Linked DNA regions of Homo sapiens: region 1 is linked to region 2. A link is an interaction called in ENCODE POLR2A ChIA-PET data of the cell type or tissue named here. Cell type or tissue: PC-9. All regions are shown on one strand. Links, peaks and the distances in the headings refer to the core of each region. The heading gives the core; the rest is flanking DNA. Region 1 overlaps ZBTB20 (zinc finger and BTB domain containing 20). Region 2 overlaps ZBTB20 (zinc finger and BTB domain containing 20).

What was found. ChIA-PET counts read pairs that join two places held together with the same protein. Peaks named below come from ENCODE experiments on the same cell type or tissue, not always from the same donor. Only the 100,000 strongest peaks of a DNase experiment are listed, where the experiment ranks them.
Region 1: POLR2A ChIA-PET joins it to region 2 with 10 read pairs; 3 of 35 experiments call an interaction of 5 or more read pairs at or near these places.

Annotation. Positions count from the first base shown.
Region 1 is chr3:114,489,850-114,506,125 of GRCh38, forward strand. It overlaps ZBTB20 (zinc finger and BTB domain containing 20), which reads right to left. Exons shown (of 12, transcript NM_001348800.3): 7 at 10,503-10,542. The region is part of intron 1 of ZBTB20-AS5 (ZBTB20 antisense RNA 5); the gene reads left to right. Among named protein-coding and RNA genes, the nearest start is that of ZBTB20-AS5, 44 kb to the left of the region's middle. In PC-9, for the core only: a CTCF peak has its summit at 7,080 (motif pointing right); a DNase peak (open chromatin) is centred at 7,212; H3K27ac peaks cover 1,717 bases.
Region 2 is chr3:114,543,834-114,560,109 of GRCh38, forward strand. The region is part of intron 6 of ZBTB20 (zinc finger and BTB domain containing 20); the gene reads right to left. Among named protein-coding and RNA genes, the nearest start is that of ZBTB20-AS5, 98 kb to the left of the region's middle. In PC-9, for the core only: no CTCF peak of the experiment used is centred there; a DNase peak (open chromatin) is centred at 8,348; H3K4me3 peaks cover 335 bases; H3K27ac peaks cover 1,289 bases.

The sequences.
Region 1 (16,276 bases), core at 5,958-8,457, 55 kb before region 2:
ATGTGCCCAAATAAAGATAAGCCATCACGGCCACCACCTCTTTCTAAGCTATCATTTTATAATGCTTAAAATAAATCTGAGTAAGGGATCTTTCTTCTGTTGGAAGTTATAAACTTCCACCTCCTTCAGACCCTCTCCATATCTTCTCTTGCATTACCAGCACCTGGAATTTATAATTAACCTATAGTACCCTGGTACGTTTCTAGGTCTGGAAGCTGTTTTTGGAGGCTGATGGTGTAGATCACCATTAGGGATGGAGGATTATTTATTCATTTTAAATGGGAGTTCCCTTGAATAACAAACAGGGATGAGCTGCTATATAAGATCTTGTGTAGTTAATATGCTTTCTTACCCTTCTTATATATATATTTATTGATTGATTGATTTTTTGAGATGGAGTCTCACACTGTCGCCTGAGCTGGTGTGCAGTGGTGCGATCTCGGCTTGCTGCAATCCCTGCCTCCTGGGTTCAAGAGATTCTCCTGCCTCATCCTCCCGAGTAGCTAGGATTACAAGCACCCGCCACTATGCCCGGCTAATTTTTTGTATTTTTAGTAGAGATGGAGTTTCACTGTGTTGGCCAGGCTGGTCTCGAACTCTTGACCTCGTGATCTGCCTGCCTCGGCCTCCCAAAGTGTTGGGATTACAGGCGTGAGATCCCGTGCCCGGCCCGCTTCCTTCCTCTTCTTTCCATCCCTCCCTTCTTTCTTCCCTTGTTCCCTCTCTCACCTGTCTACACTCCTGTCTCCAGCCCTCTTAAATAAATAGCTTTTCTGTAGTGTTAGATGCCAGCTCTTAACATTTAGAGACAATTCACACTATACCAATACCATACTTCAAGTAGATGATCTAATTGTTTCTAAATCATCATATTTTAGCAAAAAGATAATGGGAGAAATCAAAGTTGTCTCTCACATATGTATGATGCATACTAGAGGCTTGGCAATAAGGCAGAGAGTAGATATTTTTTGAGAAAGTAAATAACAAAACAAAACAAAAAGCCAAAACACAAAAACAAACTGGGTATTGTGAGGACAGGGCAGAGGGAAGGAGCAGGCATAAGAAAGAAAAGGAATGACATCGGTCTCCTGGTCCTTGCAAAGGTTATTCAAGTCCCTGTTCCTGGTGTTTTGGACCAGATATCAGCCTACAAACCACCCTGGACTGTGAGCTATTTGAAGGCATAGATGGTGTCTTACTCACCTCTGTATTTTCTGTACCAAACACAGTGCCTGATACAATATACTCAACAGATGCCTGGAGAATTTAACTAAGCCCTTTCACTGCCCTTTCTTACTGGCCTCAGCTAGAACCAAAACAAGAAGCTAAAACTCCTAATGCCACAAATGCTAGGTGAAACCCTATCCTAATTCAAACTCATTTCTTCTGATTTTGCACCTTGGTCCCCAAACTGCTGGAGAAAATCCCATGACAGAGCAGATAGGTATCAACATCAACCCACCAGACTCACCTGCACCTTCCACACTGCCAAGGAGAGTCCTACTGTATTTCTCTGGTCAACTTGCTGTCCCATTTGTCTCAAGAACGATTTCAAATCTCTACTTTCCTTAAATCTCTTCCCCGCTTATTCTTAGCAGGACCTTGCCCCTCAGTGCCCATCACTTGGGAAACCTCTTAACCTTTCAGTACCAAATCTACACGTGGGCTTGCATCTGCTCCTTTCCTTTACTCCTCCTTTCTTACAAAAATAGAAGATGTGTCCCTCCTTCCATCTCTCCACTTGTACTCAGGATTCCATCTCTCTGGCCTTATCAGTAATCTTATACTGCCAGTCATCCTATGCTCTTCTCTCTTCTGCACATTGGATCTCTCCTCTCTACGGTATTCTTCCCATGAAAATACAAAAAATACTAGTGTTTCCATGCTTTTCCAACCTTCTTTTGACCTCACTTCCCCCCTCAAGATATTGCAGTAGCTCATTTTCCTTTCCTTCATAGCAAAACTTCTGAGTGGCCCACATTTGCTGTTTCTTCACTTCTCATTCTCTCCTCATCCCATTACAAACACGTTATTGTTTTGACCACTTCAACAAAACAGCTTTTGCTGAGGTCAACAATAAGCTCAAAATTAATATAAGCAATATATATTTGTTAGTCTTTAACCTACTTGATTGCTCAGTAACATGTCACATCACTGACCACTACCTTTGAGGCACTCTCTTGGCTTCTGTGCCTATGTTTTCTGATTTTCCTGCCACCTTCTTGGTGGCTCCTTCTGAGGGTATTTTATGGCCTCATTTTTTTCTACCAGCGGATTAAATATTAAGAGCTCTTCAAGTCTCAGTTTAGGTCTTCTTCTCAATCTAACCCTGTCCCTAGGCAATGTTATTCATGCCAACAGATTCATTTACCACTATATGTCGATTACCCTGAATTCATGTCTCCAGCCTTCATGTTACTTCTGAATTCCAGTTTTATGTATATAAATACCTGTGCAATATGCTCACTATGTATCTATCCAAAGTACCTCACACTCAACATCTCAAAAACAGAACTTACAAACTTCTCTCCACTCCAGTCCTCCTTTGGTGTTTCATGTAACTGTGAATGGTATTATCCTTCATATAGTTTGATAAGCCCCAAACCAGGAGTCATTGTTGCCACTTCTCTCTTTTATTTCACATAACCAACCATGAAAAAGTCCAGGAATATTTTACTTCTGAATTATCTCTCAGTTCCATCAATTTCCTCCCATTTCCACTGTCAATACTCTAGTCTGCCTCTTATGTGGTCTACTGGAATAGCTCCCTCACTGGTTTCCTCATATCCATTTTTGATCCTTCCAAATTATTTACCAAAGTTAAGCTACCTTGATATATATTTTTAAATTTTTAATTTCAAGATAATTTTAGATTAACGTGCAGTTGTAAGAGATAATACAGAGAGATTTGTTATTCTTTTTACCCAGTTTTGCCCAAATGGTAACATTTTATATAACTGTAGTACAATATCACAATCAGGAAATTAACATTGGTGCAATCCATCTGCCTTACTCAGGTTTCATCAGTTTTATATGCACATGAGTATGTGAGTGTATATTTAGTTCTGAGCAATTTTATTACATCCATACACTCATGAATACTACCACAGTCAAGCTACAGGACAGTTCCATCACAAAAGATCCCTTGCGTTATCCTTTATAGCAACACTCACCTCCATTTCTATCCCAACTCCCTAACTTTGTCATCCACAAGTATGTTCTCAATCCTTACATATTTTTTTCATTTCAAGAGTGCTATATAGATAAGAATCGTAACAGTACATCATCTTGAGATTAGCTTTTTCACCCAATGTAATACCCTTGTGATTAAAACCAGTTATTGTATGCATCAATAATTTATTCTGCTTAGTGCTGAGAGGTATTCCATGGTATAGATATAACAGTTTGCTTAACCACTGACCCACTGAAGAAAATGTGGGTTGTTTCCAGTTTTGGGCTATTACAAATAAAGCTGCTATGTACATTGGTGTAACATAATGTACAGGTGTTGTACAGTTATGTTTCCATCTCTCTGGGATAAATGCCCCAAAGTTTACCCTTTTAAAAAACAACAATGATCATGCCACAGTCCTTCTTAAGTTTGCTCCTCTACTGTCCTTAGGATAAACACAAAAATCCTTAACATGGCCTACCAAGGACCTGTTATCATCAGGCCTTACGTATCTCTTCAACCTCAACCTGGGCTGCTAGTCACCTTTTTCTCTCTGTGCAGCTCTCTTCAGGGACTTCATGCTGTTCCCTCTGCCTGGAATCCTCTTCCACCATCCATCCTTACTTTTTGTTTTTAACCTTCAGGTGTCATCTCAAATGTTACTATTTCAGAGAAGCTTCTCCTGAATTTCCAGACTCAGTTAAATCTTCTTCTTTTATTTGCCCTTAGAGCACATGGTACTTTTATTATATAGTGGTAAGCACAATTTGTAATTACAAGTTATATTGTGAGACCATTTGCTTAGTATCTGTCTTACATTCCCCAGATTATAAGCTCCAGAAGGAGAGAGACTATGTTAATATTCCTTTATTATATATACCTTTAGTATTTAGTAGACACTCAACTTTGTGTCCAGTAAAATTTGGCTGAGGCTTTTAAGACATAGTCCTGGAATCAAGTTCTATCTCTACCATTTATTAGATGTTCTTATAAAATAAATCAAACATGTTAAATCTCAGTTTTCTGATCTGCACAATTAGGATTATAGTAGCATCTACTTAATAGGGTAGTTTTGAAGGTTAAATCAGATAGCCATGAAAAGTATTTAGTCCAGTATCTAAAGCAAGGCAAGCACTCAATAGGTATTTCTTATTGTTATTATTAGTTGAACAAGAAACTAGAGTTTTTGTATTTTTTTTCCTAACTAGGCTTTTGTCCATTATCTTCATTTCTTGCCTGTTCCCCCAGGTTCTGATTCTTGTAACTTTTGAGACTCTGAAAAGGGGCCCTTAGTTTAGATCTTGGATAACCAGTAGGACTACTGGTTCTTACCCCAGGTATATGCTCTCAGACCAGATGTGGCTCTGGTTCCCATTTTCATCTCACTCAGTACTTCCTCCTCTTGTTTTCCAGTCTATGGATGTCAGTGTGGGTAAGAATGCCTCTTCCCTACTCCTAGTTTCCAGATGTTTTCTAAACACTGCTTTCCTCTTGTCTCATTCCTTATAATTCCCCATGGAGGCAAAGTATCCCATTGGTGGGAAAGCCCTTGGTCTATATTTCTCAGGTAGGTAGAACTGATCTATCCAAATTTGTAAGCACAGGAGTTTAACCTCTTTGTCCTTCCTTTTCTACTGAGACTATCGGGAGGTGATGACCTGGAAAGTGTTGCTCATATGCAGATCCACATTTTCCTGTAAGAGAGCTTTTGAAAGGTTTGACTGAAGGGAAGAGAGTCAGCAAACCCATTTCCTCTTTACACTAAGCTATGCTCTTCAACCAACCTTTATAAAAATTTTGGTTCCCTAGCTATCAGTTCTTTTGTCTTATTTTTCAATAGGTTTAGAATTCAAGTGGGGAAAAGTGATGCTATTTATGGGCCCCCTCGAAGATTCCAACACTTTGGTATATGATTTTGCTTGGAATATGATTCTGTTTCTCTTCATCTTTTTTACATTTTAGCCAGTTTTCAAGACTCAGCTGAATCAGTTTTACATGAAACTTTCTAGCCTGCAAGGCTCTTTCATGAATGAAACCCTATGGTACTTCCTGGACTGTATCATTCCTTTTGGAACTTAGTCATTTATTATCTTATGTGCATACACAACGCTCAACAATATAACTGTTTTTCCTAACTCAATTTTAAATTCCTTAAGAGCAAGAAAGGGTCATGTACTTATGGTATATTTATGCTTTAACTATCCAATAAAAATTATTCTTTGTACATAGCATGTTTTTAATAATATCTTAAAGCGTGAATGTGGGGGAGAGTGGCCTACTGACCAGGCTTTGATTTGAAGGCCCAAGGTACAACGGAAATGGCTTAGTAGCTGGATGGTTCCTGAAGAGGTTGTCGCAGTGCAGTGGTGAAAGAAAGAAAAGGTTACTATGGGCATGTCCCTGAGGTGTGTATCAGTGCAAGTCTGTGTATACACACACACACACACACACACACAGTCTCTCTCTCTCTTACATATATATGTAAATAGAACTTAAATCTGTCTTGTGCTGTGTTTTCGCCTTAGTAATACTTTATTTCTCTTATTAAAAATACATGGAACTCACCATCTGATAGGTAGAAAGGCTAAGAGAAATGCAACCAGAGGGAGGTAATATTCCTGGCTATAGTCGATTGGTGTTCAGAGTGTTTTGATTCTCTGAATGAGTCAAAAGATTGAAAAAAAAATAGCCACTCTTATCACTAGGAAAAGAAATGAGGAGGAAGGGTCCTGAAAATGGTGTCTGAGCAATGAAAGACAGTGAATATTTTAAAGATCACAAAATTTAATTTATTCAACCTAAATGCATAAAAGTACAGGTGGGGACATTATTTATGCAGGTATATGCAAATCACTTTATAAAATAGGCAAAGCCCTTCTGCTTTTTATAAGTTGCCAAGGTGGTTCCTGATATTTTAAAAGCTATGCACCTTTAATGTAATTTCCTAAGAGTTGGAATCCCTCTGTCGAAATCATAGTCATTGTCAGAGCAAGTTGATTTTTTTTTTTCCTATCCTCTGGGACATTTACAAGGATCTTATAACCATCACAAAAAGAGTGGTTTCCACAGAGATGTGACTGGAAAAATCCCTTGGAAATTGCTGAGGAGCAAGTCACAGTGTTCAAAGCAAAGAACATAGGCTTTGAAAACATGAACCCATCTGACCTCTTGAATTTAGTACAGTGAATTCCTGAGCTCTGAAACATGGGGCCCGGCTGTGCATGCCATATTGGTGCTATAAGACTGGCAGTAGGTTGGCTGTGGCATGGTCTATTTCAAACTCCTTCACAGTGCCCAGTGTTGCATGTTCCCAGATGACATTTGGTTGGCAGAAGCTGGGCTTCCAAAGCTGGCAGCCTGGAATGCAGCCCACTGTGTTTTGACAAACACATAATTGACCATCTGATCACCAGCCTACGTTCTGCACTCAGGTCACTGGGGGACCTGGGCTTTCAATAGGTCCCTACTCCTCGTCTTGTTCATCTTCCCAAACCTTTCTCCAGAAAGCAATATAGAGAAGGCTTAAACACACCCACGCATATCCTCCCATTTGCAAAAGAGAACATAGTACATGAAACATAAGCTGTTGAAAATTTCCTTTAAATTGTCCTGGCAGCCCAAAGTGAACAAGAGAAAAGCACACTTATGGTGAACTCTAATTCAGAGAGAAGGAATGAATACACTGAATTGTTTCAACACCCGGCTGTGCATAAGTTGCAATTCAGTTCAATGGTTTGGAAATTTTGCTTAGAAAAAGGGAGCAATGAGAAAATGATAGGAAATTGGGGCATTGATTGACTTTAGGGGGGCATTATTTAGAAACTGTTTCATTTTCAGGTGAAAGAAGAGACAAGCAGGACACTGGGAATGTCTTCTCCTTATCTGCCTGCTCCTCCCTCACACCCACTATGGGCAGTAGGAGGCACGCGAGCCTGGTGACCAGGGGGCAGTAGCTCAAAGTGAGGTCATATTCAAATTGAGGTCTTTGCTGAAGATCCCATAAGGATGTATTTTGGTCTGAAATTTGACTCCACACAATGTTTCAGCCTTTCTCCTAGAAGGCAAAGATTATGCAATAGGCCAAGATATGCTGGAATTACACAAAGGTTAATGTCTATTTCAACACTACCAAATAGCCTCTCCCTCCATCCTACCCCTACTGCACAGTTCAGGCCTTTGGCTTTTACCTTTGACCTGGTCTCCCTATTCTGAGTCAGCCTCTCCACTTTCACCAAGTGCTCTTTCTAAAACATACATCTGCTTACAATTCTTCAAAGCCTCCTTGAGCCTGCAGGATCAAGTCCAAACTCCTCTGCACGGCATACAAGGTCCTCCGTATGGCAGGCAAGGTCCCCTGCCTGCTTTCCAGCCCAATCTCATACTACTCTTTCAACCACCATGTTTCAATCACACTGAACTATTCACTCCTCTGAATCTCGCTGCTACTTAACGCCTCCTGATTTTGTAAATGCTCTTACATTTTTCTTGATTATGATCCCCTTTTCTTTCTGCTCTTTCATATCTACCTGGTAAACTGCAATTTACTCTTCTGACTTTAAGACCCAGCCTGGTCACCTTACCACATCCAAGTGGGCACTCCTCCTTCATTCCTCTTACTACGTCTTGTATATACCTGCATTTCAGTGCCTATCATATGCTATAGTCTTTATTCACTTATGTATCTCCCCTATCAGACTGAGATTTCTAACAAAAGAAAGCATTTCTTATTTATCCCGGAGTTTCCAGAACCAAGCACAGTGACTAGCTTTCCATAAATGTTTGTTGAATGAAAACTAAATAAAGAGCTGTACATGATAATTAATCAAAACGAAGCCAAGTAGTAGTGTTAGCTTTTATAAGCATAGTAGGAGCCCATTAGCAATCTAATGAAGGCAGAAGATCCCAGCAGTAAGGCACTTTCTGATGGGTATGGCAGGGGCTGGTGACTGGCTGGGGTGACAGTAAGAGTGAGGGATAAATTCTGTGATGGAGGAAGGTCTTTTTAACAGAGACTGCCACTAAGGCTGTAAATTAACACCCTTTTCAAGACTTAATATTCAATACTGAAAGATATTGTCCTGAGAATAAATCTGAATCTGAATTGTATAGAGACCTAACTTATAAGAACCAAGTTTCCCAAATAAGGTAAGTCTGTGCTACCTGCTTCAAGGTAGCATGGCAGATTATGGAGGGTTCCTCTTTGTTTCTGCTAAACAGTAATGGAATGGGAAATTCTTGGGGGAACATCTGAGAGCTCTTCAGTTCCTATTGAAATCCAGGTCAAATACAGATTGTGATACTGGACTAAATGCACTGCTAAGAGAAGATCGAACAAGCAGAATTCTGTACCTGTTTAGAGGAGGCCATTGAAGAGGCACTTGGAGTCAAAGCACTGGGGAGATAATGTTCTGATCTGTTCTCAAGGGACATTGGACATTTCTTTTCCTTTTGTCGAGCCTCTGGGGCACCACTCTGGAGCCATCAACCATCAACTGTGTCTATGGGATACTTGAGGACAGTAGGACTGTCATAAGCCCGGTCACCCTGCTGATATGAGGGCAGCTTCAAGATTTGGAACAAGCCAAGCAAACATGAAGCCTGGCCCAGGGATGGCACAAGGTCATGGGTATATGAACGGATTATCTGCTCATTATAGGTCACTCCCCCAGCCTTATGTGTGGTTAAAAAATAGGATATCTCTAGAAGCTATGCAACTGATGGCTGATGTAGCATAGAATCAGATTTGCATTTTCCTATGAGCCAGAGACAGCCTTTCAACTACACTTTTTATCTCAAAAGTCTCCCCCTTGATTCCTAATTGGTGACACAGGTCCCCTGTACTGCTTGTGTCTGAGGCTCGCCCTATAGCACTGACGTCACAATAGCTGAGCCGTGCGGGCAGGAGTGCACTGTGCTGACTCATCCCGGTGATGTGAGGATTAATGCCTTGTCTAACACAGAGCTATTATGTGAACTGTTTTTACACAAAAGAACTGTAACAAAAATGATTTGCCAGTCAGAGGACTAGAAATATGCAGTGCTAGGTAACTGAGGGGAGGGCTGTGCAGATATAAAGTGGTAACCATAAGCATGCATATTGACATCCTCCAAAGCATTTACAGACCCACTCTATCAACACTGAAATAGAGAATAACAAGACTTGTCAGGGACAGGTAGGACCCACCCCTGTTGTATAAATGCATTACACACAGCTCCAGTCTTTGGGGAGTTTAATCAATCTCCTTTCTCTGTCAAATAAACTGTCACGTTACACTTTAGCCTTAGCATCCTTTGGAGGATTCTGCCTCCCTAAATATATTTGCCACTATCTTCTAGGAATGTTAGTGGAAGGCACGCATAAACAAAATAGCCATGGGAACCTCCATTCTGTGCAAATGATTATAATACAAGAAATACCTTGGAGTGAAGAGTCAGTGAAGCAAGATATAATGTTGTGAATAAGGAACAGAGCTCACCAGAGAGTGAGAAGCAGCCAGAGGATACCGATAATTATTTATCACATTAGGTGACTATCACTACCTGTAGGATCTTTTGGGTGGTGTCTCTTATAAGTGACTTTGATTATTTGGGTTCATTGGCCTAGAATCTTTTTCAAGCAGTTCAAAATAAAATTTATTTAAACCCATTCAGTGCAGCCTGGTTTGAATTTTAAATAATGAACGTTCTCTTTTTTTTCATATAAAATCGTGTTTTTTTTTCCCCCCGAATACCTTTCCATCTTTTCTAAAAAAGAGTGGTACCTTTATAAACCTTCTGGCACACGTGAATCTGGGATTTCTTTTTTTCCCCTGTAGACTTCATAATTTTGCACAAAAGTTTAGTCTATTTATTTTACAGTCTTGTACTTCTTAGTAAAGGGATATTAGAAATTTTGTCAATAAATGAAAGCTCTGATCTAGAAGTTAAAATTAAAAACTATTGGACCTAGGGATGGGTACATAACTGAAGAATACATAATTGCCCAATGATTGACAGGGGAGCAAAAGCCCAACTGTTGCTGGTATTTGGCTGAATAATGTAAGCTATACTTTAAAAGAGCAGTGACTTTTGCAAACAGCAGCTGCAGCCAAGTAAAGGGCAGCCTTTATAGAAGTACAGTATCTGGGCCACTGGTATTTTCTGCACCCTCATGGATAGCAACTTAGTATTACCACCAACAGCATACACTCCAAACGCAAAAGAAACTAATACACACTACAGAAGCACTAGAAACCACAACAAAGTCAACTAGGAAATATGCCAGTGAAAACCACAATTTCCTAAATCTGACACTTTTTTTTTTAAAGGTAAAGAAATCACTTTTACTTACGTAAAGAGAAGGGGCAGGTCACAGACTGATGGTCAAAGATCTGAAAATCAAAGAAAAAATAAGGAATTAAAAGCAAACCGATATATGATGCAAAACCAATATATAAAAGCAAAATGATACAGTGGGAAGAAAGAAAGCAAATCTAGGCATAGATGGGACTGGTTGTTCCTAAAGGAGCCTATTTTGTCACTTCTAGCCTCAAAATAAAGGAGACCCAGCTTCATAAAAACTTTCTAAAGGTATGACCCCCTGCTATGATGACCAAGACAGTACTTCCCAGCACAAGGAGTGCAAAGACCTTTCTTTGTTCATTTCATTCTAATCTGTATCATATAGGATTTGGTAGAGCTATGTTACCATTTAACAAAATAGCCACTAGCCACATTTGTCTATTTAAATTTAAATTATTTAACATTTAATAAAAAGCTAAACATTTAGTTCCTCAGTCTTGCCAGCTTCATTTCAAGTGCTCAATACCCACATGTGGCTGGTGACTGCCTTACTGGATAGCACAGATAGAAAATGTTTCTATTATTGTAGAAACTTCTATTGGGCAGCACTGACTAGAATAGGTAAAAGCTTTACTATACAGTACATGACCAATTTTAGCTAATTTTGACAAAGATGAGTCAAACCCTGATAAACTTTGTCTCTTTTAAGGTATATTTAGTATGTTTAATGTCCAGAAGTTCCTCTGAACAAATTCAATACATTCGTGTGTAGCTAAGAACTCAGTCCTAAGTTTGCCCCGGACTTGCCTTCTAAAACTGCCTCTACCCCTTCTCACCAGCCTAGAATGTCCCCTCTATGGTGGAAAATAATCTGATAAAGTGATTTTAAACAAAGCTTCTCTCCCACCAAACACAACTCTGTTTGGTGATGAAAATTTCAGATGAAATGATGAAAATTTTAGATTTTGGAGAAGCTGACCCTAACAGTGTTCTTGTTCTATGTTTAAAATCTGATATTTCACTCTTTAAATTACAAGCCAGGCTAGGCGCGGTGGCTCACGCCTGTAAATCCCAGCACTTTGGGAGGCCAAGGTGGGTGGATCACTTGAGGTCAGGAGTTCGAGACCAGCCTGGCCAAAATGGTGGAACCCTGTTTCTACTAAAACTACAAAAATTAGCCAGGCATGGTGGCGGGCGCCTGTAATCCCAGCTACTTGGGAGGCCGAGGCAGGAGAATTGCTTGAACCTGGGAGGCGGAGGTTGCAGTGAGCCCACATCACGCCACTGCACTCCAGCCTGGGTGACAAGAGCAAAACTCCGTCAAAAAAAAAAAAATCACAGGCCAAAAAAAAAAAAAACTATTATAGGACTGGTCTGCCCATCATTGTGCTTTGTTTTTTTTTCTTTCTTTTTTTTTTTTTTTTGAGATGAACTCTCCCTCTGTCACCCAGGCTGGAGTGCAGTGGCACGATCTTGGCTCACTGCAACCTCTGCCTCCTGAGTTTAAGCGATTCTCCTGCTTCAGCCTCCTGAGTAGCTGGGACTACAGGCACGCACCACCACACCCAGCTAATTTTTGTAGTTTTAGTAGAAATGGGGTTTGCCATATTGGCCAGGCTGGTCTCAAACTCCTGAACTCAGGTGATCCACCCACCTTGGCCTCCCAAAGTGCTGGAATTACAAGTGTGAGCCACCGTGCCCAGACCCATCAGTGTTTTGATAGCTTCTCTTAGAAGGATAAAACTGAAGTAGGAGGAGAGCCATGACAAATTAATAAACCAAAAAAAGATACTGAGAAAACAAAGCAGGTCCCCCTACCTCTAGCCCACTTAAATATATCAAGAATTTAATACAGGGTGATTCAATCTTGCCTCTCTGACACCATGATTTTAACAACTTCACATAAGGCCTCCAGAAATATGCAAAACAAACTTCACTAAAGGAGATCAAGTAGAAGGACCTGATTAAGTATCTTTGCATTGAAAAGGCTAAAGCAGAAAACCAGCAATTAAAGACATCACCCTTCCTGGAAAGTTTCTGGGACAACTGCACTATTGTAGAGATTTCTTCAAAGAAATGATTTCCCTTTGTGGTCAATGTGAAACCTTGCTCAAGTACATGCAGGTGTACTTGATGCAGGATGGTGACAAGACGAGTTAAGATGAAAATCTCCAGCCTGGATTATTATAATGCTAATACAAGAGAGGCTGGAGATCTCCAATGCTTTCAAATTGTTTCACAAAATTCATGAGTTTAATGAAAATTTTAGGCAAGAGAATTAGATTATGTATGATTCATTGAAAGCACATACAAATTTGAAATATATATATAACACTGACTAGTCTTCAAAGATTTTAAAGCTCTAAGTTTTGCTATATTCTAGTCTTCTCTGCAAGCCAGGATATTAGACTATGGCACAGGGGCATATTTTCTTACCATTTTCCTCCCTCCCTCTCTCCTTTCTTCCTTCCCTCCCTCCCTCCCTCCTTTCTTACATTCCTCTCTCTCTATTTCTCTTTCTTTCTTTCCCTCTCCTTTTTTGAACTTGCTGTCTTCTCTAACCTTGGGGAGAAGAAGAAAATATTATTAGCAATTTTCTATGAAATATGTTCAATGATCATTTTTCTGTTGCATGTTATAAACCCAATAACTCTCAACAATATTATGCTCTTCTAAAATTATACCTAGTGTTTATGTTCTTATATCTAAACACATAACTTTCTTTTCTAAATTTCAAGGTGCATTTATTCATAAAATTAGTTAAAATTAAATTTTTGATGTGATCAAAAGAGATCAATGTAAGTTGTACCCAAATTGACTAACACATCCAATGTCTGGAATGAAAAACTATCTTTCCTGGATGTCAAATGACACACAGGATGGCTGTCAATGATAGGAATCCAAAATGGAGAGAAAAATTACAGTGTGTATGTCACAGTCTAAAACAAATTAAAGCCAAGTTAGATGGAAGTTTTATTGGATATAATTGTTGTACTTATATGTTAATATAAAATGATAATATGATCCCAAACTTAATAGTATGGCTAAAAATTTAATCTCAGAGTTCTTACACAATTCATAAATGTTCATAGGCATCAAAAGACACCTACTTCTTGACTGAATTATAATCTGCTATGTAATTCTGAGAATATGTATTAATCTACATAGATTTATATTTGCTCAATTCAAATTGTTATTTCATTGATACATGCTCTTTCCACCTAAGTGATATTCACCTTATATGTCTATAAGTTGTTTTTATCTGAAATGCAAAGAATTATCTATAAAAGTTTCACAGAGGATTAAAAACATTTGCATTAAGCACACTTTGTTCAAAGCATAAATATATCTAGCAAAGAGTATAAAACTGTAAAGCCCAAGTAATTCAGGACGTTAAAATATCAGGGTGGAAGGTGGGGGATGAGCAGAGAGAGGGGGATGACGAGGGGTGAAGTTTAATCTTCGTATTATAATGTCTGAGTGGAAATTATTATATAGTGTCAATCTCCAAGAATCAAAAATATTATTAATTATAACTTTAAAGTCAATTCTAGTGTAGTTTATGTAAAGTTCTACAGCAGTGGTTTTCAACATTTTGAAGTGATACCGATCCCTATGAGAATCTCTTTCTCCAGAAAACTCCTCAAAAACACCAAGTTTCAAGGAACTCCTAGACTCCATGAAGGCCATTCATGAATCCCAGGTTAGGAACCCCTGGCCTAGGCAGACAGGGGAGAAAAACCCTCTTTCAATCCCATAGCTACTCACCTCTACAGAGTTTTCATGAAATGCTATAAACTAAAGCCAGCAGCAAAGAAAATGTATAAAAAAGAGTTCTAAGTGGGTAAGGGTATGTGGTTAGAGCCACACAGGCTTCTTTGAAGGCCTGCCAGACTCCTACCTTCCTAGTCCTTTATAATTTCTTTTTTAAAAAAATCTACAAAGCCTTAGCAACAATGGAGTAGAGGAGTACCGAGCAGAGAGATGATAATGATATAAGAATCACTATCTACTGAGTCCTTCAGGTACCTTGAGAAATAAATCCTTCCCAAATTTGGATATGAGTATACCCAGGAATGTGAGCAGTGTAACGGGAGTAGAAAAAGCCACAAAATAAATAGTAAATACATGGCTGTCTTCCTGGAGGGTCAGTATTCCTTGTGGGCAAGTAATTTAAAGTCTTATTTGCACACGTGTTCATTTATCCAATAACTACTTCTTCAATGTTATACCAAAAAGAAAACAGATACTGTTCTTGTCCTCATGGAACTTCCGGTTGAGTGAAACAAACAAGAATATATTGAGGAGCTGAAAGGAAAATCTGTGTATATATTTTTTGGGTGAAACCTGAGACTTCACTGAAAAGTCTTGTTTGTGGCAGACTACTTCAAGCAATGTCCTGGCAGGCACCCTTAGTATTGGATCACTCACTCTAACTTGAGGATCACCCAAGTGGAAGAGTTTGAGAAGCATGGTTAGCAGTGTATCATTTAATCCCCACTACAAGAGAAAATACTGTTACTTCCAATTTACTAGAGAAAAAAGAGAAATTTGAGAAATTAGGAAACAGCTCAGATCATACCGCTGCTGGCGTCTGAATAAGTGTGTGCCATTCCAAAATCTACATATTTTTAACCACTAAATTACACTACCTTTAGGAGTTTCCCACTTTATGTTTCCCCTTGAATCTGGGCTCATTCAGGATTACGCAGGCTAGTTTAAGCTTCTCTTTGGAAGCAGACAGGTTTGGCTTGATTTGCATTCTAAATATTTCACAGTGGTAAGCGAAAGCTATTATTATACCCATTTTATGGTGAGGAAGCTGAACCACTTGCCAGCTGAGGTATCTGGCTGGGTTAAAAACAGAATCTGGGTCGTCAGACTCTCATTCCTCTTGACTAACTCCAAGCCTAGGCACTATTACTGTCCATGGGCTTTTCTGAACATGAGATTCACACTGGGTGATAAAGAGTGAGACAAATTCTGCTAAGAGAAAACAATAATAGTGCAATTGAAAAAAAGGGAAAATAAGTAATCATAACTCACACCAAAATTGGTTACTTTCAGCATTGTGAATAGAAAAGGGAGAGATTATTCATCACAAATGAGTCAGAAAATTAGAATGTGTCACTGCACTGATGACAGAGCTGAGGAATTTGGATGAACTGAAGTTTGACACTTATCCTTCTAGCTGAAGAGGGTAAATGGTGTGACAACAGGACAGAAATGACCTCTTATTTCCAATCTTAATTAATATTTCCAATCTTTTTTCCTTAACTACTCTGTCTAAAAGTTAGATGGGTTTATATGTTTGTTTTCTATCGGTAGAGATAATGTTTTAACATCCCTTTAACGTTCTAGAAGTATTGCGTTAATTAATTCTTATGTGGGAGTCATTCCAAATAGTAGGATGATGATTTTTACCTTATTGATTTTCCTAATACCTTTCTGGTTTCCAGTGTTTTCAAAGGATGAGGCACTATTAGATTTTTAGATTTATATGTCTCTCAAAATTAAGTGCCTGTCAACTGATATTCCATCTTTACTCTGGATACATGATTTCCTTTATCTGACAGATTCAAAAAAATTTGTACTAGATTTAATGACATTTCATGCATCTTGAATTTGGGAGTTTTTAATTCTCTATTTTCTATTTGGCAAAAGGTTTACAGGAGAAAGCCAGATGCAAGGGTATTTATATGTGCATACAGAACCTGTGCCATCACTCTCTAGGTACTTTGGGGTTTCCTGCAGGACAGATTCTTGATGTATTTTCATTCCTTTTGGTCAGGAAGAAGAAGACTATAAATGCCACAAATGGTC
Region 2 (16,276 bases), core at 7,272-9,771:
CAAGAACTTTTGAAGTCTTTTTCTTCAAAGATTTTTCATACAAAAATTACCTTTGAGAGTAAGCATGAAAAAATCTCAGGAAGTAGGTAAGTATTGTTAATTTAAATGCCTCCCTTTTCACTCCAGGAAACATAAAACCAAATGACAAAGTACAGATGATTTATTCCACAACTATTCATTGAGCACCTACTATTCTCTGGCACTGTGGTAGGCAGTGAACAACTCTGCTTTAACAGTGAGAACAACATTCTTATCTCCTGTGACCCTTAAGGAAAGACTAGCTGTAGTTAGACTTACTGGATTTGGTCATAAAGATAAATTAAATATAAAGCAGTGACCATTTAAGTTTAATTATGTTAAAGAAATTTTGAAACAATAGCTTATTTAAATCATTTAAGTATTTGTTTACAAATTTTTACCTTCTTTCTAAAATGCCAAGAATTGCCAACCATGAAATTATGAAAACAAATCAATAAAAATACAATGATTTGAAGAACAAATCTATTTAAGATAAAAAGGCACATAACCTAACACCAATAAAATTACCTGTAGCACTCTTAAAAACTAGATTTCTTCTTTCTTTCTTTCTTTCTTTCTTTCTTTCTTTCTTTCTTTCTTTCTTTCTTTCTTTCTTTCTTTCTTTCTTTTTCTTTCACTTTCTTTCTTTTCTTTCTTTCTTTTTTTTTTTTTGACAGGGTCTCACTCTGTTGCCCAGGCTGGAGTGCAGTGGCATCATCTTGGGTCACTGCAGCCTCTGCCTCCTGGGCCCAAGTGATCCTTCCACATCAGCCTGTCGAGTAACTGGAACTACAGGCACATGCCATCACTCCTGCCTAATTTTTGTATTTTTTTGTAGAGATGGGGTTTTGCCATGTTGGCCAGGGTGGTCTCAAACTCCTGAGCTCAAGCAATCCACATGCCTTGGCCTCCCAAAGTGCTGGAATTACAGGTGTGCACCACAACAAATGGCCCCAAAACTAGGTTTTCAAATATGTGAGAGTATCTCTCAGCTATGTCAAAAATCCTATGAGTCATTCATTCAGTGTTTATTTAATACCAAAACATGGAAGATAGTATGTCTAGGAACTAATTTTACTCCAACAATAAATCTAGAAGAATGAGTACCTATTTCATGTGGTTATCATGAAGAAACTCTGTCAGAAAACTAAAATGAAATGGCTCATGAAGTTGACATATGTATGAAAATATAAGAATTCTGCTCACACCTCTTCTTTCTTCCTGGGGGCATTATCCATGAGCATCATCTCTGTATATGAAGGACGGAAAACCCGCTTTGGATATGTATGCTTCTGGGTAGTCTAGTCAAAAAGGAATATGAACTCTTTTATCTCTGAATGCTTCCAAATACCAGAGAAGAATGATTTATGGAGTTCTGTATATGACTAAAAGAGCTGCTAGTACTTTTAGAGTATTCATTCTTTCTTTATTCCTTCTTCAGGGTGATCTGGAAATTGCCCTTCCCAGGACTTTCTGTCTCTCATATAAACTACCATTTGTATACCACTTTTTAGGTTGCAAAATGCTTTCACATGTATTGTGCAATTTAGTTAAAAGGCATCAGGGTGCGAGGATCAAGAACACTGGCTTTGGTACCAGAGACATCAGTGTTTACCAAAGCTACTTACTAGTGGTACACCATTGTGTGAGCCACTTGATCACTTTAAGCAACAATTTTCTCATTTGTAAATTAGGGATAACAATATCCACCTTGCAATATAAGGTAGAGATTAGCAATAGGGCAGTTAAAATGTTATTATGATTAATAACCCATAGTAGGGACACCAAGGACTTCTCAATAGTCTGTTTCTCTTCATCAGGCTGGAGGAGGGGGTCTTCACAGTTACTTATGAGTACATATTACAAGCTTCTAGTTAAAGTAATGGCCTCTTCAAATCTTAGATCTGAACCATCTTCATAAAACAGTTCTTTAATTCATGGCCAAAAACATCGTTTCCATATACTCTCAGAGACAGAGTCCTTTTGGAGCAAGATATAAAGTTTAATTCTAAGTCTTTTTTTAACCCCGAAACTATTTTCCCTGAAGCAATCCATGTGCTGCCATCAGATTTTATTAGGTGGGCTAAAATAGAGTCAGAAGGAGATTTCTTTACATAATAGCTGTCCCTACAGAAACTTGAGACAGTCAGCTTAAAAATTATTTTTAATGAAGAATTTTTGAGATCCATAAGTACAGGAAAAATTTTGATGGTCTTTCTCCCTTACTGATTCATTGATAATTCTCAAACATTGGGCTGGCACAACTAGAGTAAATCGGTACATCTTACACAGTGGAAAGCGGTGGGTGTAGATGTTTTTGGAGCCAGTCAGTCTCTGGCAGCGGATAGAGTCACACTTGTGCTTTGTTGCCCATTTACATCTTCAGAAAGCAGCCTGGGTGGGCATGCTTATCAAATGTGCTCATTTAAGGATAAACCCATTTGAATATTATAACAACATTTGGCAAACTTCCTCTACCGAATGGTGGACCTGGCCCACTACCTCTGAAAACTATTGCCTGGCCAGGCAACATAGGTCCTTTGACTTTCTTTACATGGTAGAACACATCTGAGACCTTCCAATCAAACACCCAGGAGGAGTCCTGAGTGCTTTACCTGTTCCTCAAGCATTCTGAAGGTTCTAGTCTGGACTAGTGGGTTATGGATATATGGATATGCAGTGAGTCCTTCCTTTTGCAACATACACCTTTTTTTTTTTTTTTTAATCCAGACTGGAGAATTCAAATGCCTTGTTAATATCTAGTGGTCACCTTTGGCATGAAGAAGTCAGCAAACATTTACTGAAAAAGTTGCACGTGGAGAATTCTGTATCATAATTAAGGAGATGCCCTCCACTCCCTGAAGATGTTTATAATTCTTGCTGGGAATGAGGGAAAAACAAAACCTATACAGGCAAAACTGCACAGCACTTATAGACCAACACAAAAGTGTGTACACACAGTGTACAAAGACTTAAGCAGAGCAAATAGGGTTAAAAAAAGAATTTGGAAGAAAGTAATGGATATACATTTTCCAAGGTGAGAGAGAAGAATACCATAGAGTGGAGAAAGCATAAACAAAGGCATGGAAATGGGAACTGGAAAGCCCACCAACTTGGCTAACATAGAGAAAGCAGAGCAGTAAAGAGTAGGGGGTAACTACAGGGGCATGGGGATGCATGAGGAACCAGTTTGTAAAGATTACCAATGCTAAGCCAAAGCTCTTGTTCATTCCATTCCAGGGAAACAGAAGTTGATGGAGACCTTGGAGTTGGGAAAGAAAAGGAGGCCAAGAAGGATAACTGGTAGTAGAGTGGCCTTACAGCTAGATGAGGAATTCGGATTCTAGTCTTCAGGTAGAAAAGCAGCAGTATAAAATCCAAGGCCAAGAAATGAGACATAGAAAATTATGTGTGGGAGCAGGTATCCTAGATGCTTAAAAAAATTGTTTTGTGAAGATAGTTTGAAGGAAGGGTGGCCTATTCAAGCGGTTCAGAAAGGAGATAAGGGGCCACTTGGTCTAGTGTCAGCCCTTGAAAATAAATAAAAGAAAGAGGCTGAATGAAGAGATATTACTGGGTGAGAACTGGCAGAATTTAGTGACTGACTGAATGGTAATGAAGGGCAAAAGAAGAAAAGATTTAAAAATGATCGTAGTGCTGGGGCCTCAGGAAAGGGTCCTATGGACAGTAATTGAAAAAGAAAACTGGTGGCTAGAGCAGAAGATGCTCTGGTCAGTGGTAGAGCATCCCAATGATTAAGGGGTGTATGCATGTGAATGCATGTGTGTTACTATAGGCACACAGATTTAGGAGTAATACCTCCTTTGCCCTAATGTTACATAACAGCTTACAATTTTCTTTCAATTGAAATCTTTATTTCAAGTATTTATTAAGTGCATACTAGGTGTAAAGTTTACAATAAGACTTGTGCAAGGTTTACAATAAGAAAACATAAAAAAGTTCTATTACTGAACAGAAACTAGTTTAAACTTTACTGCAACATTTTTTAAAGAGTGTATTTTCATTTTTATATTAATTTTCTATTATTTGTAATTCTTAGGCCACTGACATAACAGTGCTTTCATTAGTGCTAGATATGCCACCTTGACACAATTTAAAAATCAATAATTTTTCTTAGTGTACTTGGATATCTTCCTTTTCCTAAATAGTGGTTATGCATTTGGATGAAGCCAGTGAATAAGATGGCTTTTGGTTTAAATTTGCACCCAGATCAGTCCTGATAGAAGGCCATGTGTTTCTCTGTAAGAGACACATGTGCATGTGCATATTCTCTGCCTCACTCAGATTAGCCTTATGGCCATGGTATCAGAACTGCAAATAGTTATATTGTGGATTCTTTCTTGTTTGTGGGTGACAGGAGAAAGGAAAACTCACACTTTTTTTGAACAAAGCACCATGTAGATATCCAACTGAAGTGGGCTCTGTTCATCCTCAATTCAGGTGTGATGAAAACCTACAGGGAGTTGACCTTCAGTACTGACCTTTTACATTATCTCATTTCTCTCATGCAACTTCTGTCTAAGGATGGGAAGAGACCTAAGAGATCTATTAGTCTCAGAATTACATTCATCTACAGGTGTGCCAAAAGGATATCAAGTTTTAAAAACACAACTGCACTATTTCTTTTGTTTTTCTTTTTATTTTCTTTTTTTTTTTTTCTTTTTGAGACAGAGTCTCACTGTGTTGCTCAGGCTGGAATGCAGTCGCATGATCTCAGCTCACTGCAACCTCTGCCTCTTGGGTTCAAGTGATTCTTCTGCCTCAGCCTCCCAAGTAGCTGTGATTACAGGTGTGCATCACCATGCCCAGGTAATTTTTGTATTTTTAGTAGAGACGGGGTTTCGCCATATTGGCCAGGCTGGTCTCAAATGCCTGGCCTCAAGTGATCCACCTGCCTCAGCCTCCTAAAGTGCTGGGATTACATGCGTGAGCCACCACACTTGGCCTATGACTGGACTGTTTCTTAACATTAATATAAAGCAAAGGTTGCATAAACAATGGATGTAGGAAGCTCATTCCTTCATAATTATTAAGAACTGAAAAGGTACATTGAAGAAAACTAGCCATGAATAAGAAAATAACTTCTTCACAGTGGTTAAAGAGAAAAGGTACTGAAAAAAGTAAACAAACATATGAAAGCCTCTTAATATACTAAGGTATTACTATATATATTTCTGACCTTTGGCTACTGAGAAAATGTGAAAGATGACAATTCTATAGCTATTCTATATAACGGCAGATGCTCCTCTTATTCCAGGAAACAAAATCCTTTTATGACATTTCACTAAATATCTAATCAAAGAGTATTTTATGTGCTCATTTCAGATAGTCTCATTCACTTGCCCTTATAACTTTAAATGAGTTCTTTTCTTAAGCAGGCCAGCTTGTATATTATTTATGATAAAATACTTTCTTTAAGATGGATTCAGTGTTAATTTTGTACTATATGACTTAGTACAGTGGGACAATTACATATAACACTTCTTCTATCAGCCCTATGTTTCTATGTTCTTTATTAAGATATTATCAAAGTAATAGCAAAATTCTGTTAAATGTTCAATGTATATCTTTACTGCTAATTTTTTTTCAACATGGTAATATTACTGGTACCACAGTGACTCCTCATATCTTGAATATATGCAGTACAATTCATTCTCTACTAGCATCAATTTCTTTTTGTAAACAGAAATTTGGCTTTAACACAGCAATTTCCACCAAACTATATAAGTGCTAATGATGACCAATTTAGGACATAAACAGTTTACTACTGTCCTTTGAGCCTCTCTCTTTTTTCATTTCTCTAATCATCACACTAAGGATTTTTTTTCTAGAAAGCTATGGGCAGAGTTGATTTCACAGAGTTACAAGTTGACCTTTTTCTTTTTTTTTTTTTTTTGACTGATGCTGTTAATAGAGTTTTGGTGACTCTATCAGTTAAGAGGTATACCTTGTACCTGACATTTTACTTGCTTGAGCAACTGGCCCCAACTAACTGATTTTTAATATTTTGCTTTTCTGTTTCCTCAATTTTCCTTCCATAAAATATTTTTTCTACTTCTATATAACTTCTTTTTTATTTTTTTGAGATGGAGCCTTGCTCTGTGGCCCAGGTTGGAGTGCAGTGGCGCGATCTCAGCTCACTGCAAGCTCCACCTCCTGGGTTCATGCCATTCTCCTGCCTCAGCCTCCTGAGCAGCTGGGACTACAGGTGCCCGCCACCATGCCTAGCTAATTTTTTTGTATTTTTAGTAGAGATGGGGTTTCACCGTGTTAGCCAGGATGGTCTCAATCTCCTGATCTTGCGATCCGCCTGCCTTGGCCTCCCAAAGTGCTGGAATTACAGGCATGAGCCACTGTGCCCACCCTATAACTTCTTTATTTATTTTTTCTTCCCTTATCAAATTCCATCTCATTTTTCTTACGCAATTAAAATATTTCCTCACTACAGTTTGGGTCAGCGGTCAGTCATATTTACATCACTTTTTCCATAGTTTGGTTGATGATGTGCATAGAGTATATGCACTAGCCAAACTGATCCACATTCACTGTGGATAGGCTGAAGTCCAAATTGTAAGCTGATTTGTCAACAGCTTTGAGTAAGCCTGATGCCAGACAATATTTTAATTCTTCAGTGATATTTCCTCTTCACTTATGAAGGAAGCCTTGAAGATGGCAAGTTAATAAGTGCATTGTTTTAACTCTGTAAATAATGCTTTTTGGGGGGTTGTCTTTAAAGATTCTCATTTACTTTTTATAAAGAAAGTTATAATTTCTTATTTTCTGGTTCCATTCTTGATCTCTTTATTTTCCTTCAGTTTGTGGATTTGCTCTACTTTTAAAAACTCATAACTTATGAGTAATTTTACAGATCCCAAGATATAGTTTGTTTGTTTTTTGAGACAGGGTCTCACTCTGTCACCCACGCTGGAGTGCAGTGGCGTGATCTCTGCTCACTGCAACCTCTGCCTCCTGGGTTCAAGCGATTCTCGTGCCTCAGCGTCCCGAGTAGCTGTGATTACAGGTATGTGCCACCATGTCCATCTAATTTTTGTATTTTTAGCAGAGACGGGGTTTTGCCATGTTGGCCAGGCTTGTGTTGAACTCCTGGCCACAAAGGATCGGCCCAGCTCAGCCTCCCAAAGTGCTGGAATTATACACATAAGCCACCACAACTGGCCAAAATAAATTTTTTTAAAGAGGATACTGAGCATCTGAAACAAGGGGGGTTTGTAGACTCACAAGGATTAAAAATTATTTCGATTGTCTTTAAATCGATTGTTTTTTAATCGATTAAAAATATATTCGATTGAATATAGTGATGCATTTATCAGTCTATCATTCTGTAAATAGTATGGAAAATTCTGGAAAAAAATTCCTGTTCACAATAAAAGAGATTCAATTTGCGTAACGATATTTACTGTGTGCCTACTGTGTCCTGTCCTAAGACACAGTATTAAAGTTCTTTCACTTAAAGAGTTCATACCTAGCAGAGGGATTAGACAAATTTATAGACAATTATGCAAATTAAGTAATAAGCTTTACAAAAGAAGTGCACAAAAATTTATTGTGGGCGGGTGGTATATACAAGTCAATGACTTTCGTTGCATGGGAGAGCTAAAGAGAAGTAAGCAATAAGGGCCTCAGAAAGTTAGAGGCATTTGGGATGAGCCTTTGAGGATAGGTAATATTTGATATATGGAAATGAAGATAGAGATATACATAAGCAACAAAGTGAAGAATGATAGATTGGAAGTGGGCTATTCAGGAAAAAATGCTTTTCTTTGGAAACCATGGATAATATTTCAGCTTCTATTCTTATAAATTAGTCTCAGCAAAGTTGCCACTTATCATATGTTCAATATGAAGTATTTTCCTTGCCTATAAGAAACACTACAAGGATGTGAGTAGAGGTGAAACATAGAGTAGACGTGTCCCAATTGTACCCCAGATGTGTTTGTAAACTTCTAGGTATGGTTTCCAAAGAAATAAAGCTCACAGAACTTTTATTAAGAACACTTTTATTTCTATAAATAAATGGAAACTCATCTTCAGCTAAAAATATAGTGGCGGCTCACATCTATAATCCCAGCACTCTGGGAAGCCCATGTGGGGGGATCACTTGAGGCCAGGAGTGTGAGACCAGCCTGGACAGCATAGTAAGACTCCTTCTCTACAAAATATTATTTTAAAACATTATTTGGGCATGGTTGCTCATGTCTATAATCTCAGCTACTCAGGGGGTGAGGTGGGAGGATCATTTAGCCCAGAAGGTGGAGGCTGCAGTGAGTCATGATTTGTCATTGCACTCCAGCCTGGGTGACGGAGCGAGACCTTGTCTCTAAACAAAACAAAACAAAACTTGGAAATTCTAGATATCCAGGTATTTATTCACTACCACATAGCTTAACTGTATTTCCTTATTATTTTGTCTCTAGCTGAAGTTCTCTGGAATGGTCATGAAGAGAGAAAACATCAAAGATTAGGAAATCTATCCCAAAAAGATCACAAAATCAAGGACAGTGACACCTTTTTGAGCTTTTTACTTGACTCTTCCTGTTTTTTTTTTTTTCCACTTCCCTTAGTCATTCACTAATCAGTTCTGCTTTAGAACCATTAAAATAATAGAAAAGTTACAGAAACTTGGTAAAATGTTTCTCTGGCCTATTTCCAAACCGCCCAAAATTAATGGGAAATGGTTAAAGTCAAAAAAGCTTTTTCTCTGACATGGATTTCTAAACAATATAATTATGGTTCACTCCATGGTTATGAGCTTTGGGAGCTCCCACAAAAAAGTCTTTGCTGCAGATGTGGCCACTGGCTGCTATACCAGGCAATTTGATTCATGTTTGTTGTTGTTAAAAAAATATATAAAACTCTCTTATGTTGGATTAAGAGGCTTTTAAGAGGAAGCTAGACAGAAAGGCCAGGTCTCTCTCTATTTGCTCATTCATGACAAAGGTGGAAGCTTCAAATTTGTGATACATGTGAAGAAGGTGTCTGTTACTTCGTGTTACATTTTTGCCTTCAGAATTATTGTTTTCAATCATTCTATTTTATATAAATGCACAAAAAATAAGTCCAAGCTAAACTAGTGATGCTGGGTCACTCCAAGAAGTGTCCTCAATATAGCTTCACAAATTTACCCTTTTCTCTCCAAATCCACGTTTATTTCTTGAGACAGTTATATGATGTTTTGCCAAGAAAGCAACTGGGAGCAATGCCTTATGTTTAACTGGGCTTTTAGATTTGAGAAGCAATCCAATCCAAGACTTCATGATAAGACTTCCACAGCAATTGGATATTAGTGACATATAAGGACCTTAAGAACTCCACCATTTTATACTCTATATAAATGTATGATGTGGTACACAAAGTATTAATCAATACTTCATGAGCATAGTAGCTCTGTTTATACCAATTTCTAGCAATGTACATTAGGCAATTTTGTAGAAAAAATATAATAATTGAAAGTATAATTTAACTTCCACTCCATGAACACTTAGCCTCTTCATACCATCCTCTTCCAAGCATTTCTTTGGTCCTTGGAAAATCAGTGAAAAATCTGAAAAATTGGGATTTTGTGTTTGATTATATGTACATTTACTACAAGTATACTGGGCTTTCCTTTTCTGATGCTATAGAGATGAACTATAGCTTTCCTAACTCAGTCTTATTATTAGCCAGGTCCAGTTTATATTAGTTAAAATGAACATCATAAATTTACAGTATAACTTATCTGGTACATTCCTTCTATTGTAGTTTGAAAATGTGCCATTCAGGACTGAAATGACTTAAACATAATCAGATTTTATTTCTAGAGAAGTAAAGTCTATACTTCTATAATTCTGTGAACCCATCAGCAATTAACTTTGTCCCAGTAGAATTAATATAGTGTTCAAGTTCAGGATTGAGTAGATGAGAAGAGGAAGGAACAATAAAACTCATTCACTCCCATGCTAGGTTCTGCAAAATAGCTTCCATATTCCCATAATGTGATATTTATCTTCCTTATAATAGCACATTTAAAGTCAGTAACCCTAAAAATCTCCTACATAAAGGTTTGCATCTTTCCCCTTAAAAATGTACAGATGAGCTTGTGATAAAGAGATGATGTCTCCTGCCAAATTGTAATATCATATAGACCAGTTCCAGGCAAAGTATTGAAGAAGCAGTCAAAACTTCATATACCTATCTATCCTTGTCAGCCTCACGTATTCATGGATGGGGTCACAGCTTATCCCTTTATTCTTTTTGGTTAGAAAGTCTTTCCAGATGAGGTCATCATTTTCATTACTCTGTTTCTTCCTCTCTCACTAGAGTGTCTTTCTAAAGGAAACCAAGGACCACTTCAGTGAAATATTGAAGGCAGGGGAGGCCCTAAATGATTAAAAGAAACAAAGCTTTCCCATAGCACGTGTCCTTTTCTTTGTAAGGAGATGAGGTAATATATAATCTTCCCACGTTACTACCACAAGGGCATTTTGTGGCAGGGAGAGATGGATTTCTGGGAGTGAAATCCAACTGCAAAGCAAGGGCTATTTTCAGAAGGGCTTATCTTCAATATCCTCATTTCAGAATTGGTCTCTTTGCTCAGAGCAATACCTTGGGCAACACTGAGAACTCCCATCTCTAAGGTAAGAATAAAAGTTATTTCCTCATTGATGGAATATCTGATGAAGAAAAAGGAAGACAAAAAACAATAAATTATTCTCATAAAAGGTGATGCATATGAATAAATGTCAAATCCTTCTAGTATTTCTCATGTGGCTTGTACACAAGACTTCTATTTGATCTTTGGCTCTGCAGTTTCTACCACTAGATGACCCACATGTGTAATCTGGATAGGCAGCTAGTTTGCTTACATATAAATTAAATAGCCTCAAGTGTCAGCAGATCTCTGTATCTTTTTAATATCCCCCAAACTGCTTCAAGTAGGAACAGCTACAAAGAACCTTACCAAAGGACATGGAATTCACACTTGCCAAAGAAATCACTGCACGTGTAAATTAGAAACTAATCATCACTTCCTCTCTGGTTACAGTGGCAGCTTTGCCTCATAGTTTATGTTGAAATATACATTTTTATGAAATATTTCTCACTGTAGTCAGCATCAATTTAGGAGTATCAAACACTAATTCCCAGCTCCAGCATACCAGAAAACTAGAGACAGAGAAGTGCAGACAAAGGGAATTGACAAAGGCCTGGACTTTTCTTATACTTGAAGAAGCTAATTGTATTTGTAAATTTCTGGTTAAAAACCTGACAATTATCAGATCTGCCACTGCAAGGCTATTCCTCAATTTCTTCATCATATATTTTTCCCTAAAGTCTCTCAGAGAAGTAAAGGGCTTCTAGAGATGAAAATGAACTTGACAATCACGTTGCAACTCAAACTGATCTTGATTCTTTTCGTCACTTTTTAATTTATTGCAGATGGTGTAAATGGGATGTTTACTGGTTGGCAGGTAATGAGTCTTGTTGTAGATAATAGTGATGGACAGAATCTCACGCCTGTCGACATCCCAGCATCTCAGCAGCTATATATGGTTATCATCCATTGCTTTGAAGCACATATAATATTGTGACAGGATGCACAATATTTCCCCCATAGAAACGATGATTGGTACACCTGAATCTCACTAGTTCACATGTCATTTGTCCTGATTCCATCCTCACTGTCCACATGAGTAGACATTCTAAGATGTGATCTAATGGAAAATGTAATCTGTTTAAACATCCAAACACTCCTCTTCCAAGGTATCACCATTTATCACAACTGTCAGTGCCCCTGTGGAAGAGTAATGACCCTCAGGCATGGGATAATGCTCCATAGAGGCCTTATGAATGCCACTGTGAAACACAGAAATTGACCAGTTTTCAGTTGGGCTGGTATGTGCATCATGAAAGATCTGCACTTACTCACTAAATTACAAGTGGCTGTTTACCCTTTATACAATAAAGTCTAGGTTGGGAAGCCACAGACCCTGCTGACTTCAATTGTCCCAAACATGTGAGTACTAGATTTGGACCTGCCTTTGAAATGGACTTAAGCAGCTTGAAACTGGAAGTTGGATCACAGTCATTCAAAAATACATTGGGAGATAACATAGGTGTCATTGCCTTCCACTTTTTTGCCTTTTTAAAAAATCCTCTCTATCAATGGAGGATAACAACATCTCACTATCCACTATTAGCAATTAAAAACTAAACAGGGTAAGCATGCCAGTGAAAAGTTAACTATTTGTTTCCTTCTTGTAAGCTTCCCTTCATCCAGAAGAAAATCTGGATCTGGATCTGTTCATATATTGTTTCTACAAAGCAGAACAAAGGTGAACAGTTATGTGGTATGAACTCATGATTTTCAGGTCCCTCCCAATGGGTCCATTTCCTCATTGACGATTTCCTTGAAGTCCCCTGTACCTTCCCAATCTTATCTACATTTTCTATGAAGTCACCTTAGATAATAGGATCACTTGCACTCTAAGACTGTTTACATCTCAGTAAATGCTCTATCACTATGAAAGTTTCATCTAAAACATATCTATTCCTCAGTGCTCAGACACCCTGAAGATACCCTTCAGGATGTAGCATCCATATGAAGTCACAAAATACCAGTTGATCTTCCCGTGGAAATTGTTTTCCAATCTGTATGAATTGAATGGCTCAACTAAATAAATGAAGAAAATGAAATATTTTACTCACAGTGATTCATTCCATATTAAGAAAATACACTAAGTAATGAATGGCCCCTATGAAATCATTACAGTTATGAGCATCTTTTCTACTTGACAGATCTCTGTTCCCCTCGCAGATGAGTTATGCCAACCTAACTATACTTTTGGTATTCACAATATTCTGATTATTAGTATCTCCAAAGATGGGACTTAAGACACTTTCCTGAGAAGAGAAATTTACAATTAGATACATCTTAACAATTAATAAAATTAATGAGATAATGAAATAAGAAGCTCTCAGTATACTGCTGAGGATGCAGAAATCTTTTTGAGAATTAGGAATGTTCTAGAAGACAATAAAAAAGATCAGATTGTGAACTGAGCAAAACAACCTTTGATGTGAAGTGTCAGCCAGAAATGTCAATCCAATTCAAGACTGCATACAAAGGGGCACTGTGTCTTTGAGCTGAGAGGTATTATGTTACCTGATTATCTTCTCTGGAAGAATGCATTATGGTTTAGACACTTTTATTACCTGAAAGATGTAGACAAATTAGGGAAGATTAACAACCAGTTTTATTAGGAAGTAGCAGATGAGCTGGTGTGAATGGTACTGGTTGTTATGAGTTCTGTATTCTCTTTTCAGCTTTGATATGCTCTCATGTGGGAATAGTCATCCTTGAAATTTAGATAGGATAATTTATATTCTTTTCCCCAGAGAAAAGACAGTTTGGGAATGAAAGGGAGGGGAAGTGTTTAAAACAGCACAAGAACCTGGGATAACAGAAGGGTCAGAAATTCTATTATAGAATTTTTCAACTCCCATTTACAAAAATACAACCAACAATAACCAGTTCTTAAGCCTTTATTTGAATAAGCTCAGTACATTTAGTATTTGCAGTATGTTTTTCATATATAGTACCTAATTGTTTTTGGTCCACAGAATAAGGCTATTCTATGATACTATGTTATTATGTTCATGTTTTCCTGGAAATATAATTTGCAAGGTCATTCTAGGAACTCTGATTATGAAATTCAACATCACTTTAAGTCAGTTACCCTGAACTCTAATGCAGTTTCTTGTCTCTTCATACTTACCCTGGAGCTATAACCTATAGTCTTATAGAAGTGCCCTTTTCAAAAAGGCTCCCACTCCTTGCCTTCTGAATGACTGTCTAGATATATTTTCACCTGTAATTGCATACTACACCAAATTTGCATTATATATGAATGTGATTGAGAAATGATTAAGATAATTGTTTAGTTTATTAGTGAAAATAAGTGGTATATAAGCTAAAATAAATTATTATTTTTACACATGGCATTATTCCTAGTTGTATTTATTATGATTTACCATTTACTAAAGTATTTCAGTTGGTTGACAAGGAATAATAGCACTAAACTTCCTTCAAGCAATACTGGTGACTCACTACAGCCCTAATGTTAATACATTCCCTCAGACTTAATCTTTTAATTCTATTGGGAAACACCTATAAACACAACAGAATTTTTTCCTTTTCTGATGTTCATTCAAATTACATTACCTATTTCCACCATTCAGTGTAGTAATTTCTGGGAACTACCTTGAGGGGTGGATGGTGGTAAAGAATCAGGACATTTAAACTTCTATTAAAAAGGGACAGAAGAAGACTTTAGGTCACCTGTGATCTTAGGCAGCTTTCAGGAAACAGAGGAAGCACACTTGTGATGAACCTTCATAAAATTGGCCCATATTCCCAATAATTCCCTTACCTATTGAGATTCCTGGTTGCTAAGGACTTTATCAGTTACTTCAACAATCCTCCCTCCCCGCTAATAACAGTACCTCATTTGCGAACAATACTGGACTGTACTCACAATTCCTTTTCCCCTTCCTTTCAGAAAGAACACTTTTACGCCCCTAAATAGTCCTATAAATGGCCAAAGACATAGGACATGCTACATGATTCATCTCATGAATCAGTTTCTGTTCTCTTGGCTGTTCAACAAAAGACATTTCAAATTCTCCACGAGGCAATGTATTACACTGCCATGAGATTAATTTCTGTCTTCAACTTTGGACATTTCTTAACTATTAACTGGGATTACTTCCTTTTTGCTCCTCTACAACCCATTCTCTACACAGAAACTGTAGTGATTTCTTTCAATGTGACATTAGATTCTACTACAAAAATCACCAATGGCTGCTTACTGTAACTAGAATAAAATTCAAACTTCTCACTCTACAGCCTATATAGTCTGGTTCCTGATTCCTTCTCTGAACACATCACCAGTATACTTTTCCTTATTCACTGACCTGTCATAATTCACATGCCTAGCTCACTTGAGCCTCAAGGCCTTTGAAGTTGCTATTCCAATTTGCCTGAAATGATTTTCCTTCACATCTTCATATGGCTAGTTTCTAACATCATTCAGGTCTCAACCAAATGCCATCTCCTTACATGCCATCCGTGTGAGATTTTACTCTTACTTTCTTCATTTCATTCTTCATTGTGTGTTAGTGAGTTTACATGTTTATTAACTATCTCCCTTAACTAGAATGTTCCAGAAGGAAGGAGGACTTTGTGAGTTCTGATCACTATTGTATTTCCAGTGTCTGGAATAGTAGGTGCTCAACAAATACTTGCTGAGTGAATGAATAAATTAATGACCAAACAGTAAATAAATAGTAAACAAGGCCAATATCAATGCTCTTTATTACAGTAGTTATTTAAATGTACCTCAAAATGCTCTAAAAATAAATATGTGCTTTCCCTGCACATTAGGATTAAAAGTACTCATTTTACTAATTAAAAGCCAGGACCTCAATTTACATTAATGACTGGTCCAAGATCATATGGTAAATACGTATTGCACAATTCTGGTCTGAAATCTTGTTAGCCCAGTCAGTCCTACAGTGATTTACTTAGAACACAATTGTGAACCAGGTATAATTAATCTGAGGTCCACCAATAGGCTTGAGGGGGTTTGTGAATCCTTTGAAAAGGTATTGCACCCTCTTTTGGGAAGAGGGTCCATAGCTTTCATCATATTATCAATGGAAGCCATAAACTAAAAGAGGCTGGGAATCTCTTTAAGCAATACCATTCTGAAACAAATTATTCTTAACCTCCCTAGGTAGATTGGAAGGCTGCTGGCTTCAACATTTTCTGTAGAGAAGGAACACCTATGAAAATCCTATCACTGGCTGAGTAGACATATTTTCCTTTCCAGCACCAACTCTGGGGAATGGTGGGCCTCACAGGCTGGCTAACCCTTCTTGGAGTTCACGGGAAAAAGATGTCTAGTTCAAAGACGATGAGAAGGGAGGTATCATTCTAATCATGTGGAAAGCCCACTGTGCTTTTAGTTTGTGTTTGTAGCATTCTTAGCTTAATTTCAGGGATGTTATTGTAGCTGTGAAGATTAGATAATAATAAGAAAAACTAATTCTTAGGCACCAGACAGACAATATGAAAAAAATATATAATTCTAAATGTAGGTCAAATTTTATATTTATCAGCATTGATGCAGTGTTGTTTTGGTCTGTTCTTAAATTTTTGTTTTATGAAAAACAATGAATG